Regions from separate parts of the Homo sapiens genome. Here regions 1 and 3 are each linked to region 2. The links are chromatin contacts, found by Hi-C in ENCODE. All regions are on one chromosome and are shown on one strand. The core of a region is the stretch at or near the end of the contact, and the rest is flanking DNA. Distances in the headings are between cores, read along the strand shown.

Region 1 (4,677 bases), core at 117-2,616, 650 kb before region 2:
ACATTTATTCATTTACCCATTGTCCTTGGCTGCTTTTCCACTGCAATGGCAGAGTCGAGTAGTTGTGACAGACACCATATGATCCTACGAACCTCAGACATTTACTATCTAGCCCTTTACAGAATAGTTCGCCAACACTTGCTCTAGACCAAAGCCCAGAAAGGGAATTTAAGACCCATCTGGCTGACCACTCTCAACTTCTCTTCCCATCCCGCTCCATTTCTCCTTGCACTGCCCCCGCCACTGCCCTCCACTCTCCACCATCTCCTGTCCTCCCTCCTTCTTCCTCCCACAATTCCCTGGGACCAAGAAATGGGTGCTTATTTGCTTCCTTTATGTCAGATCCTCCCCCTTTCTACTCTAGCCTCATGAGAAAGCCTTAGGGACAGGCACAGGTACCTTCCCTAGGCCAGAGCTTCCCCGTGGAAGTGCTTCAGATGGGCCACAGGCATGCAGCACAATGGTGATGCCCTCGGTCCTCAGGTGAGAGGGCAGCCAAAGTGCACAGGCTGGGTACCTCTAAGGAGAACCTCACCTACAGCTCCTTGGAGGGCAGCCAAGAGTGGGCCCCATCAAACAGCAAGGACAGTGATCTCATCCCAAGCGGCGAGGACACGTCCTTTGGCAGCTTGCTGCATAGTGTGCCACTCCCACATGGACAGAGCCAGAAACCCACTGGAGGAGTGTGTGTCCCTTGCGTCGGGTGAGCACAGAGCACAGACCAAGAGGGATGGGGCCGGGGGCAAGGAGAGCAGGAGGGAGCTTCTGGCAGCCACAGTAGAAATGGCAGCCCTGAATCTGTCTTCACGCCTATGTACAGAAACCATAAAATTCATTGTCCAAAATAGTATACTTTCTTTTTTTAAATCGACTTTAATGAGGTATAATTTACATATAATGAAATGCATCTATTTTAACTATATAGTACTATGAGTTTCTGCAAATGTATACATGGGTGATCCACCAGTGTCACCACTACCATGATCAAGATACACAATGTTGTCATTACCCCCCAAATGCCCCATATGCCCCACTGCAGTCACTCACCCCCACCACTGCCTGAGACAACTACTCATCTGTCTTCCATCACTACAAATTAGTTTTGCCTATTCTAGAATTTCAAATAAATGGAATCATACAGCATGTACTTTTTTGTGTCTGGCTTCTTTCATTCTGGGCAATGTTTCGAGATTCATCCACACTGTGTATGAACACCAAACTGGCACGCTTCTTGTTTGTTTTTTAGCAAAGGGAAGTGCTCTGGATAGTCATGTCATGTCAGAAGAATGAATCAGAGCCCTTCAGGACAAATCAGGACAACAGTCACTCGATGTATATGGGCTGTTCCTGTCTTTCTCAGTAGATGAGCCTCTTTAGTCACCTCCACACTGCCTGCAGGATATCTGATGTAAAATTGCATGTGTATTCTGCAGATTAGGGCTTCACCATTACCTAAGTGCACTAGAATCCAAAAGGTTTGAAGGGTGCTAAATCCAATGCTCATCCCAAAAAATTTCAATACCACATTTGTTGTTTGAAAAAAGAAAATGCCGTTATAGTCTCTATATGATTTCAACTGGTATATATTTTTTAACAGGTGCAAAATTGTTTTTAACTTTTTATCACCAATCTGTACAAACAAATTTCCTGTTAATGATGATTATGGGTACAATGTACACTATTCAAGTGATAGTTACAGGAAAAGCCCAGACTTCACCACTTTGCAATATATCCATGTAACAAAATGGCACTTGTACCCACTAAATCTATAAACATTTAAAAATTAGAAACAAATGAAATTTGAAAAAAGAATGAAGAAACCCTTAAAAATCTTGATCAGAAATTCCATGTAGCCATTTCAAGCCTAAAACTACATAAAAAAGACATGTTAATTTGAAGCAAGCTCATGTTTAACAATAAAATATTTAAATGATTTTCTTTAGAATATTATATAAATTCAACATTTAATATTTTGTTTTGTATATTATTGTAATAATATAACATGAAGAAAATGTGAATTTTTTTCACTAGCTCCCATGTAGGCATTCCCAAATCCCCTTTAGCTGACCCCAGTGTGCCACACGCATATTCTCACTTTCTAAGCGTGTTGTGAACAGGGAAGCATTAGTCAGCACTGCCCCCACACTATGGGAGAAGCCAGTACCCTGGGCTAGGACGCATGTTTCTTGCTAAAGAGACCTCTCCTGCCCTCTAGTGATAATTTTTGTAGCTGGATCTCAGAGGGAAAACAGTGATGTAATGAGTAATTAAATATATCTGTTTTATATTTGCAAAATTGCCATCCCTGTCACATGCATTATAGCTATCTTGGGTCCTGACAGATAAAAACTTTCACAAGCATCCCTCTGTTGCTCCCTGGTGCCTGGGAGGTCGAGCCTGTGGCTTCTCTTCCATGATTCCACCTCTCCTCTCTGCCCTCATCTTCTCCACCCCTGTGGCACGGCAAAGTCTCCACCATCCCCAGCCAGTGACACCACCCTTGCCATCACCTAGGACCAGTGGCCACTGAACCCCCTTCCCACCCTTACCAGATGCAAGGACTGTAGTGGTGGAGAGGGGAGCATGGGCCTGGGAAGCAAACACCTAATTGTTCATTGTACAACAATTTGTTATCAACCGACAAACTCCAGGCATTCAGAAAATTTGGGATTCCCTTGGCACACAGAGGGAAAGGGGGGCAGCTGTACCATAAACGCTTCCCATACCCCTTGTCTCTGTAGAAACCCAGCCTTTTATCCCCAAGCAGCAGCACTTAGCAAGTGGTCACACAAGAGGGAAGGTAAAATCACCACCCATCAACTAAAGGATGAAGTATCTGTTTGAGTTATCAGTATACAGTCACAGAAGTGAAAGATACATGCATGAAAATTAGAACATATCAAAGTTGAGGATCACCTATGCAAACAACAAAAAAGTCGTTGAGAACAGCTGAATTTTCATCTGAAATGAGAACTATAGAATATTTACTATTGAGGTAATTTCTGTTCTATTGAGTAGAAATCCAGCAAACAACAATCTATTTTTTTTTTTTTTTTTTTTTTTTTGAGATGGAGTTTCACTCTTTTCACCCTGGCTAGAATGCAATGGTGAGATCTTGGCTCACTGCAACCTCCACCTTCCAGGTTCAAGCGATTCTCCTGCCTCAGCCTCCCAAGTAGCTGGGATTACAGGTGCCCACCACCATGCCCAATTAATTTTTGTATTTTTTGTAGAGACAAGGTTTCACCATTTTGGTCAGGCTGGTCTCGAACTCCTGACCTCAAGTGATCCACCCGCCTTGGCCTCCCAAAGTGCTGAGATTACAGGCATGAGCCACCAAGCCCGGCCACTAACTACAATTCTATATATAGTTGGCCCTCCATCTCCAAGAGTTCCATAGCCATGGATGCAACCAAGTGTGGATGGAAAATATTCGAAAAAAAAAGTGGCATCCATCCTAAACATATAAAGACTTTTATTCTCTTCATTACTGCCAAGAAATAGAGTATAACAACTATTTACATAGTATTTACATTTTATTAGGTATTATCAGTACAGTTAAGCATCCATTAACAATGGGGATATGGTCTGAGAGATGTGTCTTTAGGTGATTTGGTTGTGCAAACACCACAGAGTGTACTCACATAAACCTAGATTGTATAGCCTACCACATACCTAGGCTATATGGGATAGCCTGTCGCTCCTGGGCTACAAACCTCTACAGCATGTTCTATACTGAATATTGTAGGCAACTGTAACACAATAGTAAGGATTTGTGTATTTAAACATATGTAAACAAAGAAAAGATACAGTAAAAATACAGTATAAAAGACTAAAAAATGAACAAATGGAGCTTGCAGGACTGGAAGTTGCTCTGGGTGAGTCAGTGAGTGATCAGTAAGTGAATGTGAAGGCCTAGGACATCACTGCGCACTATCGTAGACTTCATAAATACTGTACAATGAGGCCACACTACATTTGTTTTAAACGTTTTTTCTTTCTTCAATAATAGATTAACCTTAACTTACTGTAACTTTTTTACTTTGTAAACTTGTTAATTTTTGCAAATTGTGACTCTTTTGTAATAACATTTAGCTTGAAACACATAGTATAGCTGTACAAAAATTCTTTATATCCTATTCTATGAGCTTTCATCTATTTTTTATAAACTTTTTTTTTACTCTTTAAAATTTTAAAACTTTAAACTTTTTTGTTAAAAACGAAGACACAAACACACACATTAGCCTAGGCCTGCACAGGGTCAGGATCATCCATATCACTGTCTTCCACCTCCACATCTTGTCCCACTGGAAGATCTTCAGGGGCAGTAACATGCATGGAGCTGTCATCTCCTATCCTAACAGTGTCCTCTTCTGGAATACCTCCTGGAGGACCTCCTGAGGCTATTTTACAGTTAACAATTTTTTATAAGTAGAAGGAGTACACTCTAATGATAAAAAGTATAGTATAATATAGTAAACACACAAACCAGTAACATAGTCATTTATTATCTTGTCAAGTATTATGCACTGCACATAATTGTATGTGCTATACTTTTGTGCAACTGGCAGTGCAGTAGGTTTGTTTACACCAGAAACAATGTGAATGGTTGTTTATCATCACAACATGTAAATGATGCATTGCACTATGATTTTATGAGGGCTACGATGTCACTAG
Region 2 (4,772 bases), core at 1,803-4,302:
CTGCAACCTCTGTCTCCTGGGTTCAAGCGATTCTCCTGCCTCAGCCTCCTAAGTAAGTGGGATTACAGGCATGCACCACCACACCTGGCTAATTTTGTATTTTTAGTAGAGACGGGGTTTCACCATGTTGGTCAGGCTGGTCTCAAACTCCTGACCTCAGGTGATCAGCCTGCCTCGGCCTCCCAAAGTGCTGGGATTACAGGCATGAGCCAACGTGCCTGACTGATCATTTATACTTCTAATCATCTGTCTACAGATCAGTCCACTAGTCCATTCATCCCTATAAGCATCCATTATCCTAGAGTCCACCCATCACCCATCGATCCATATAACCAACAACTATCCATCCACATGTTACCCTTTCATAACCTCCAGGTAGAGGGGAGTAAGGTCATGAAGGATCTCATCACAGGGCTGAGGCCATCCAACTTTAATGCTGAAAAGTGGGAAGCTATGGAAGGATTTTGAACAGGAAAGTTATATAGTTGGACCTGTATTTTAGAAAAATAACTCTGACAGCTATAAGCAAGATAGATAGGTCTTACTGTCTAAAGGCGGGAAGACCAGTTGGGGTAATATTAAAATATTCCAGATGATGAATTAGGGCAGAGACACAGGGGCTTCAGAAAAGAAGATTCAAGGGAGAGACAGGAAAGCAGCTCTGGGAACAAGCCCAAGCCAGAAGGGCAGGCCTAGATGGAAAACTGTCTAATAGGGGGCCTCAGTTTTGCAATCACCAGCTCAGCCCAAGCACTGTATTTGCCCCAGATCTCAAGTGGAACCAGGCCTCCTGCACATTCTGCACATTTGGGGCAGAGTTCCCAAGAAGCCCAATCCAGAACCAGTCCTCTCTGGGCCCTTCAGCAGAGCACTCTGTCCTGCATCTCAGGTCTCTGAGTAAGTGGTATTTCCAGAGTACACATGCCCCCACCAACTCATCTCACAGCTCAGCCTTGGCTACAGAAAGCCAGGGCCTCTTCTTTGTTAATTTTCTTCAACTCCTCAGAGGTTGGGCCTCCGGCCCAGTGAAGTCAGGGTCTGGGAGGCAGCCCTGGCTCCCTGCCCGCCCACAGAGGATATATTTGGAGCAAGACAACTCCTTCTGGACACAGAGCTTGGGACCCACCCCGCAGGGCTGCCCCAACCAATTTTACTGAGTATCCACGCAGTGTGGTTGTCACTCACGTTTTCACTTGTTAGTTCATTCATTTGTTTACTCATTCATTCATTCCACAAACATTTATTGATCTGCTGGTATGATGCAGCAGGTACAACAGGATGTGTGGTGGGCACATATCTGTATATGTGTGTATATGGGTATCTCTAAGCAAGGATGGCAGAACACACTCTGGGTGCCCTCCCTCAGGGTTCAGTGGTGATGATGACTCACACTCAGGTGTATATGGCATCTGTGGGGACCTGTGTGCAAGTACATGCAGGCACGTGCTCTCTGAGGAGGTAGCTATGACTCAGTGGCACGCGGCATCTGTGGGTATCTGTGTGGATATGTGTCTGAGTGCAGGCATGAGCATAGGCGCTTGCTCCCCAGGGGGTGGGGGAAGTGGTTGTGACTCAGCTGCACATGGTGACTGGGAGCCTACAGGCCAGCTGTGACTTTATGGCTTTGCTTATTTGCCAAGCCAAACAGTTAGTGTTGGGCGTAAATATTCTATCAGAGTGTGCATGGAATAAGTCCTGAGCTAGGGACCTCCAGCAGGCAGGAGAGACTCAGTAGTCTTGGCCCAGCAGCATCTGTCCCCCGCCTGCCCCCTCCACCGTAGGTATACAGGTCCTACCCTCCCTCCCTCGCCCTCTCCACTCCTGCCTCCTGGAGACTCAGCGAGCTCGTCCCTCATTGACTCTACATCACCCCTCACCCACCGGTCCCAGGTGCACACACGAGACCAGGCCCAGAGGTACAGGGCTGTGGCCTTCGAGCTGCCAGCCCAATCCATTTTTCTACCATACCAAAAACCCCTTCTTTTTCAGCCCTCATGACCGCGTCTTCCTCCAACATCCCAGCCCCGGTCGTAGGCTCGGCAAGCCCGCTCCAGGGCCCACTTCCCATCTCGGCGGCCGCAGACCCGCTGCCTCCCCATCGGCGCGGCCCCATCTTCACCTCTGAGCTCCTTGCCCCTCTCTCCCTGGCTGTCTCTGTCCTTATCTGTCCCAAGTCTATCTTTGTCTCTTCTCGAGCCGGGCTGTCTGCAGCAGAGGCTTCACCAGAGTGGAGGTGCTGACAGAGTGCGGGGTGTGGGGAGGACAATCTGTGTCCCTTCTTGAGCCTTATCGGGAAAACTTAAGTCACTGCTCAGGGCTCAGACTGGAATTTCGCCCTAGATGACCTTGCTGGGTCTGCTGGGGCCTCCGCAGGGACAGCCAGGGTCAAACGAGTCAGGAAACAGGCCCCTGCTTGTGGGCCGCCTGCCCGCCCTCATCCCAACCAGGCCGCCTGCAGCGCCCTCGGCGGGAGACGCCGGGGAGGGGAGAGAAGGGAGGAGACGGGAGGGGCGGCCCCGTCTTGGGCACTCGCAGGGACTGGCGGGAGGCCGTGTGGGGCTGGAATCGTGACCACGGATGCCGCAAGGCCACAGGGCCCTCCTCGGGGTCCCGGCCGGAAATCCTCAGGGGCCCGAGGAGGAGCCGGGGCGGCCACCCGACCACCTCCCCGCGGGCCGCAGGCAGGCGGCGCGCCGTACCCGCCGAGAACGCGGGAAGAGGCCATCGCGTCTGGACACCTGGGCTTCGTCCCAGAGCCGTCACTGCTGTGTCCCCTTGGGCAACTGCCTAGCTCCCTGAGCCTCACTTTTCACACCTGGAACATAGGAAAATTGCGCCCACCTTCTGGGTCGTGGCAGATAAAATGAGTTCACGTCAGGGCTGGCTCTCAGGAGGCGCTCAGTGCTCGTGGCTTTCCTCCCCGGTGGACAGAACCCCGGGGCAGCTCCCCGCGCCCTGACGCCCAGAGCGGAGCGGCCCGGAGCGGAGCGACCACCGCACACTGGACCCGACCCTAGTCGGCCCCGCGCGCCCGGGTCGGGGCTGGAACCTGCGGGCGTGGCGCACGCCTGCCACCTGGCGGCGAAGCCCCCAGGCCGCCCGTCCCGCCCACGGCTGCGCGCGTGCGCAGGCCTGCACCACCCAGTCGCCCCCACCACGCCGCGCCCCGCCTCCCTCGCCCAGGGACTTCCTAGGCCACGCCACGCCGCTCCACCAGCTCAGGGAACCCCCTTGGCCGTGCAGACCTGCGCCACAGGGTCGTTTCCTCCCCTCCTTCCCTCGAAAGCGTATGCATTTCGTTGCCCCTGGAACTGGGGTCATTTCAGGACCTCCCAAGGAGGGTCAGGATGGTGGTATTGGCCTTAGGGGACGCGGGCTCAGGTTGGCGGTTGAACCGCATGTTCCTGTTTCAAACAAACCTAAATGTAGGCCTGGAAGGCTGTGCACTGAAATCCTAGTATTAGGTTGGTGCAAAATTAATTGCGATTTTTGCCATTGTAGGTTGTCTGCAGAGTGAGATTATGGCGAAGCATTTTATTCTTTTTACAAACCTGCTTTTTCTCAGTTTTCCACATTGGGTATGTATTGGTGATAAGGAAAAAAAAACTACAAAAGATATTTTTTGAAAAAAAAAAATCACATGGAGAGAGAGAAAAGGGGACGAATTGGCCTATCAAGGGGGTTTCCGGAAGTTAACTTTCTAGTATCTCTGTTTGCATGTAGACTCCCAGGGTGCCCTGGGAGAAATGGAGAAATGAAGCCCAGGACATGAGGCATTGGGATGGATGGTCCATCTTTCACATGTGCTGGGATTAACTTCCTTTAAGAAAAAAGGAAGGCAAAAGGGTTCCCAGCCTTAGGGTTGGGTGGGGTAGAGGCTCCAAATAAACCAGAAACTCTTGAGTAGAGGTGGTCAGTCATTGCTGTCTGGTTCAAGCGCTGATTGGACCCAAGGGGACCAGATCCAGGATATATTTGAGAACAAGGAATTTATTTCAGAAAGGGGCCACTCAACAGTCAGCATTTACTAAGAACCTGCTTGGTACAGGGTGCTGGAACTACCACAACGAGGCTGCCCCTTCCCTTAAGGAGTTCTGGGCTGACTTTTGGGAAAGTTCATCAGCGGTGACGGGTAGTGAGTGAGGCAGATCAGCAGGAACATTACAAGCCGCAGGAACCGTCAGCTGCTGATAGAGGCCCTGGGAGGTAGAGTGGAGAACAGCTCTGGCCACCACAGCTAATGGCCACCAAGGGAGCGACAGGACCCTTGAGGGGAGAGCAGAGGCTGGAGGTCCTTGGGGTCTACTGGGAGGTGGCAGTCACAGGCCCTTGGGTCCTCTCCACAGCCTTGCTGGAACCTTCCAAAGAGCAGGTGTGACTGGGGAAGTGTGTTGCTGGGCTGTCACCCTCACCTGGGACCTCCTCTGTGCACTCATCCATTCACAGATTTGCCAGCTACCTGCCTTTGCAGGACACCTCAGAAGTTACAGACTTGCCTGTGGAAATGCAGAGAGCACCTGAGGTATTTCCCGGACTCTCCAGTAGTAGCCTTGAATGGCTGACCAACCGCAGTCACCTGCCAGATCTTCTCAGAACCGGCCAGCCCACCAGCGACAGGCCCATTAAGTGGCCTGGCCCAGCCCAGATGGAAAACCCCCTCCACGTGACTTTCTAAAGAACATGCATGAAGACAAAACACCAGGTGCCTCAGGTGTGACACCCTGAGGACACATCACCTGTACAGTATCCTAACCCACCCAAGATGACACAGT
Region 3 (4,203 bases), core at 2-2,501, 990 kb before region 2:
ATAATAAAGTTAAAGCACAGAGAAGCAAACAAACCCTGCTACTTGTCCCCAGATCACTGGAACTATAAAATACTAGAAATGGTCTGCTTACTAAAAAATAACAAAACAAAATCCTACTTAACATAGAATCCAAGTAAAGTGCAGATAAGCACCCTAGAGACTATTATGCCATAGGTCTGACTCCTTGAGATGCATGACCCTACAAGCCATGCAAAGTTGAATGCCACTGCACACATTAATCATGGAGGTGGCACCTGCGTGTAACAGACAGTCCTGACTGTAAGCACAAAAATAATAATAGGAAAATGTCCTGGAATTAGAGGTAATGACTATACAACTTTGCGAATACACTAAAAACCACTGAATTTTATACCTCAATATTATATCTCAAACAAAAAAAATAAAAATAAAAGATATACAAGAAGACTGAACATCAAAGCTGAGAGCTTTACTCAGACAAGCCACAGGCCACCCATGAATGAGACATAGGTAAGCGAGAGGAGGTTAAATTTTATCAGCACACAGGGGCGGCTAAATCTTGGGATATCTCGTTGAAGGAGAGTTGGTGTAGAGAACACAGCGCACCATGACAGACTCGAGTTTCTAAGGGAGAAGAGGCGACCTCCTATATATTCCCAGGGAAAGATCTCGAGTTTGAGCAGCAAGCATATAAACCCCGGAAACATCAGCGCCCACCTCTGTAATCTGCGAGGTGTTTTACAGTTTATCGGGTACTCTCACACCTCTGCTCCCGTGGGTTGGTTAGGAAAAGAGTAGCGCACTGTCAAATTCGAACAGGCTGGAGAGGAACTTTCAAGAACTCCTTCTCCGAGTGGCCCTGAGGCTGCAGAGACGCGGTGCCCCCAGCCTGAGAGGGCACAGGGGCTGAAGAAGATGATGATCAGACCTTGGCCAGGTATTTCGATCAGGGCTCTTAGGGAAGGAGGATGCTCTCGCTTCAGAAACGAAGTCGAGCGAAGTCGGTGGGGGCGATCGTACAAGTTCATGGCCCCCACCCGCCTCCATACACGACACTTACCTCGTCAGTGTCCCGGAGGGGAATCTCGATGGAGCCCCGCGACATGATGGGGTCAAAAGGCGAGCAAGTGTCTCGCCCCGCCGCTCCGCAGCCGGTAGTCTCCGCTTCAGGCTAATCCAGAGGTGAGTGACGGCTCCGGCTCTGGTCTTGACTGCCGCCCCGCGGCGCCGCTGGAGCTCTGGCTTCTCCTTCCCGTCAGCCGCTTAAACAACGAGCAGCGGACGGCGGACGGCCACTTCCGGCGACCCCGCCCCCTGTCCCGGAAGCACTCCCGGGGGAGCGTGCCCTACGCGAGCTCAGCTTGTGGCTCCGGTGTTTCCGTTTTGGGGTTGGCGGCTCCGAAGCTTTTGTTGGCGTGTCGGCTGTAGGGTGCCCCGAGAGCCTGCAGGACCTTCGGAACCATCTGGCGTCTGACTCTCCTCAGCGCTGGCGCGGCCCCGAATGAAAACTTGGAAGGCGTAGCCGCTTGGTCCCGCGGTGGGCGGGGCCCCTGCCTGACGTGGACCTCTCGGGATGGGCCTGGCCAATCCTGTTTTCTTCCCAAGATTGTTAGGGATAATTCAGTCATTCGTTTCGCAACCCATCTTTTGGCCCCCGTTAGGTGTAAGTCATACCTGTGATACCTTTGTGACTAGTTTAAATAAAAAAATTTACAATTAATTCGGTAATCATTGTGATAATTCATGTCTTATTTTTTTTAGTTCTTCGAAGCATGTAAGAAGATCTAGTATATTTGTGATTTAAGTAAAATTGCAGATGAGGCCAGGCGCGGTGGCTCACGCCTGTAATCCCAGCACTTTGGGAGGCCAAGGCGGGCGGATCATCTGAGGTCAGGAGTTCGAGACCAGCCTGACCAACATGGTGAAAACCCGTCTATACTAAAAATACAAAAATTAGCCCGGCGCGGTGGTGGGCGCCTGTAATCCCAGCTACCAGGGAGACTGAAACAGGAGACTCGCTTGAACCCGGGAGACGGAGGTTGCGCTGAGCCGAGATCAGCCACTGCGCTCCAGACTGGGGATCGATCGAGACTCCACCTCAAAAAAAAAAAAAAGAGGAAATTAATTTTAGTAATATATTTTATTTAACGTAATATATCCAAAATCTCATTTCAACATGTAGTCAATATAAAAATTCAGATAATTTTTACATTTTTTTATACTGAGTCTTGAAAATTCGATATGTATTTCACATGCATACACTGATCTCAGTTGCCTGATTTTAATTGGAAATATTGGATCTGTGTTTAGATTTTATAAAGTTTGCAGTTGAAAAAATAGGTTCACACACTTTAGTTTTTCCAAAATTTAAATTAAAAAAATTCCTAATTAAATTCCTTAATTGGATTAGTCATATTTCAAGTGTTCAATAGCCACATGTGGTTAGTGAATACTGCATTGGATGGCATCAGACAGTATTTCCCAGAAATACTGTTTAATATATTTTAAAGTTTATAAAGTAAGCATTAAACAAAAGTACACATAGTGGTGATTGTTATTCTCCATGCCCAAAAGCCTCCCTGATATTAAAAACTCTATTGATAGGTTTGGTTTTTCAGTTATTCGCATCCAAAGGCATCATACCTGATAATGCAGAGTGCTATGATTGAATAGTTGGGGCACTCAGTTTAGAGTGGGATTTGGAGGAAGTGACATTTAAGTTGCATCTGGGAAAATGAGTAAGGTTTGGCAGGTAAAGTATGTAGGGGAATGTGTACCAGACAGAGGGGACGGCATGTTGGGGAAGAGCTTTGAGAACCTGCAAGAAGGTCATGTGACTAGAATGTAGAAAATGAGGGGGAGAGTGGCATGAGTTGAAGCTGATATAAGAAGTACCCAGACATGCTGGGGTTTATGCTTATAAAGCAAAACTGACATCTTGTCCTGTTTCCAAAATGAGTGAGTGTACATATTACTTCCCACAGGAAAAACAAAATACTTTGTGTTCTGAAATAAACCGTGAAACAACAGTATCACACTCTGTAGTCTCCAAAGTGAACAAAACTTTCAGCATTTCCCATATATTACTGACTCTCTTACAGTTTAATTGCTGACTTTTGTACTGCTACAGTCTGAAGATATGTGGGAGCTTGGGGTCATATGGCAATCATATGAGAAAATTGCTCTTTTCTCACCATGAAGCAACTAACTGTAAACCTTGGTGTGTGTTCATTTGATGTATCAGTCCTTCTAAAGCGTAAATTCACCTGTATACTTTTGCAAGTGTTTTTGTAAGTAAACTTTTTTTCTAAATGCTTTTGTCCTTCAGAATTTCTTTTGACTTAGTATATATTAATGATTTGGGGTTTTATCTTACATGCAAAGTGATTGAAATGCTTTAAGTGATGTGTATGTGTCAATGAGAGGGAGAAAGAATAAAAGAGAATTGGTTTTGGCCAGGCACGGTGGCTCATGCCTGTAATCCCAGTACTTTGGGTGGCCGAGGTGGCCTATCACATGAGTTTAAGAATTCAAGACCAGTCTGGGCAACATGGTGAAATTTGTCTCTACTAAAGATACAAAAATTAGCTGGGTGTGGTGGTGCACGCCTGTTATCCCAGCTACTCAGGAGGCTGAGGCATGAGAATCACTTGAGCCCCAGAGGCGGAGGTGAAGGTTGCAGTGAGCCAAGATCATGCCGGTGCACTCCAGCCTGGGCGACAGAGTGAGACTCTGTCTGAAAAAAAAAAAAAAGAATTGGTTTTAAAAGATTGTTCTGGCTATGTTGTGAAAGATGGATTGGAAAGTGTCTCGAGAGGATGTGGGCAGACCACTTAGGAAACTGCTGTCTAGGTCACAGATGATAAATAGGAATAGGTTTAAGACAGTGGAGGTGGAGAGAAGTGGATGGATTTAAGATTATCATCTATCTATCTGTCTATCAATCATCTGTTGATACCTTAGTCACTAGGACTTGCCAATGTATTGGATATAGGCCGGGGTCACTGAAAAAGTAGTGTCAAGAAGGACGTCCAGTTTCTGGCATGAACAACTGGGTGAATGATGTGTCATTTCCTAAAATAGGAAAGATTAGTGGAGGAGCACATTTGGGCAAGGGTAGACCACTAGTTGGATTTCACATGTGTTGTTTGTAGTTTGTACTGTCTCTGCGACAGCCAGATGCAGATTTCAGATAGTCTAAATTACAGATCTGTAATTTAGAAG

Evidence for each region. Hi-C counts contacts between places; a loop is a spot of excess contacts on that map. Pooled maps may share reads with other maps.
Region 1: a loop to region 2 is called in a map of gastrocnemius medialis, with 20 times the contacts of the local background. The contact joins the enhancer-like site here to the promoter of SBF2-AS1 in region 2. A Hi-C loop is called at or near these places in 3 of 168 maps with a recorded cell type or tissue (endothelial cell of umbilical vein, gastrocnemius medialis and mammary epithelial cell) and 8 of 50 pooled maps.
Region 3: a map of CD8-positive, alpha-beta T cell shows a loop between it and region 2 (8-fold over the local background). The contact joins the promoter of CTR9 here to the promoter of SBF2-AS1 in region 2. A Hi-C loop is called at or near these places in 2 of 168 maps with a recorded cell type or tissue (CD8-positive, alpha-beta T cell and naive thymus-derived CD4-positive, alpha-beta T cell) and 14 of 50 pooled maps.

The regions. Positions count from the first base shown.
Region 1 is chr11:10,403,845-10,408,521 of GRCh38, reverse strand. The region is part of intron 2 of CAND1.11 (a long non-coding RNA gene); the gene reads right to left. Among named protein-coding and RNA genes, the nearest start is that of AMPD3, 49 kb to the left of the region's middle. Within about 2 kb of position 1,366, at least 6 of the 41 ENCODE cell types and tissues checked have a DNase peak (open chromatin) inside an H3K27ac peak, as active enhancers do; they include gastrocnemius medialis, where a contact is called at or near this core.
Region 2 is chr11:9,756,573-9,761,344 of GRCh38, reverse strand. SBF2-AS1 (SBF2 antisense RNA 1) reads right to left here and starts at 3,052. Exons shown (of 3, transcript NR_036485.1): 1 at 2,842-3,052. LINC02709 (long intergenic non-protein coding RNA 2709) reads left to right here and starts at 1,812. Exons shown (of 3, transcript NR_033972.1): 1 at 1,812-1,916; 2 at 3,502-3,578; 3 at 4,447-4,772. RefSeq lists silencers at 2,603-2,722, 2,843-3,242 and an enhancer at 4,714-4,772.
Region 3 is chr11:10,748,294-10,752,496 of GRCh38, reverse strand. It overlaps CTR9 (CTR9 component of Paf1/RNA polymerase II complex), which reads right to left and starts at 1,251. Exons shown (of 25, transcript NM_014633.5): 1 at 1,040-1,251. The coding sequence starts at 1,084. RefSeq lists enhancers at 1,364-1,413, 1,434-1,583, 1,382-1,882.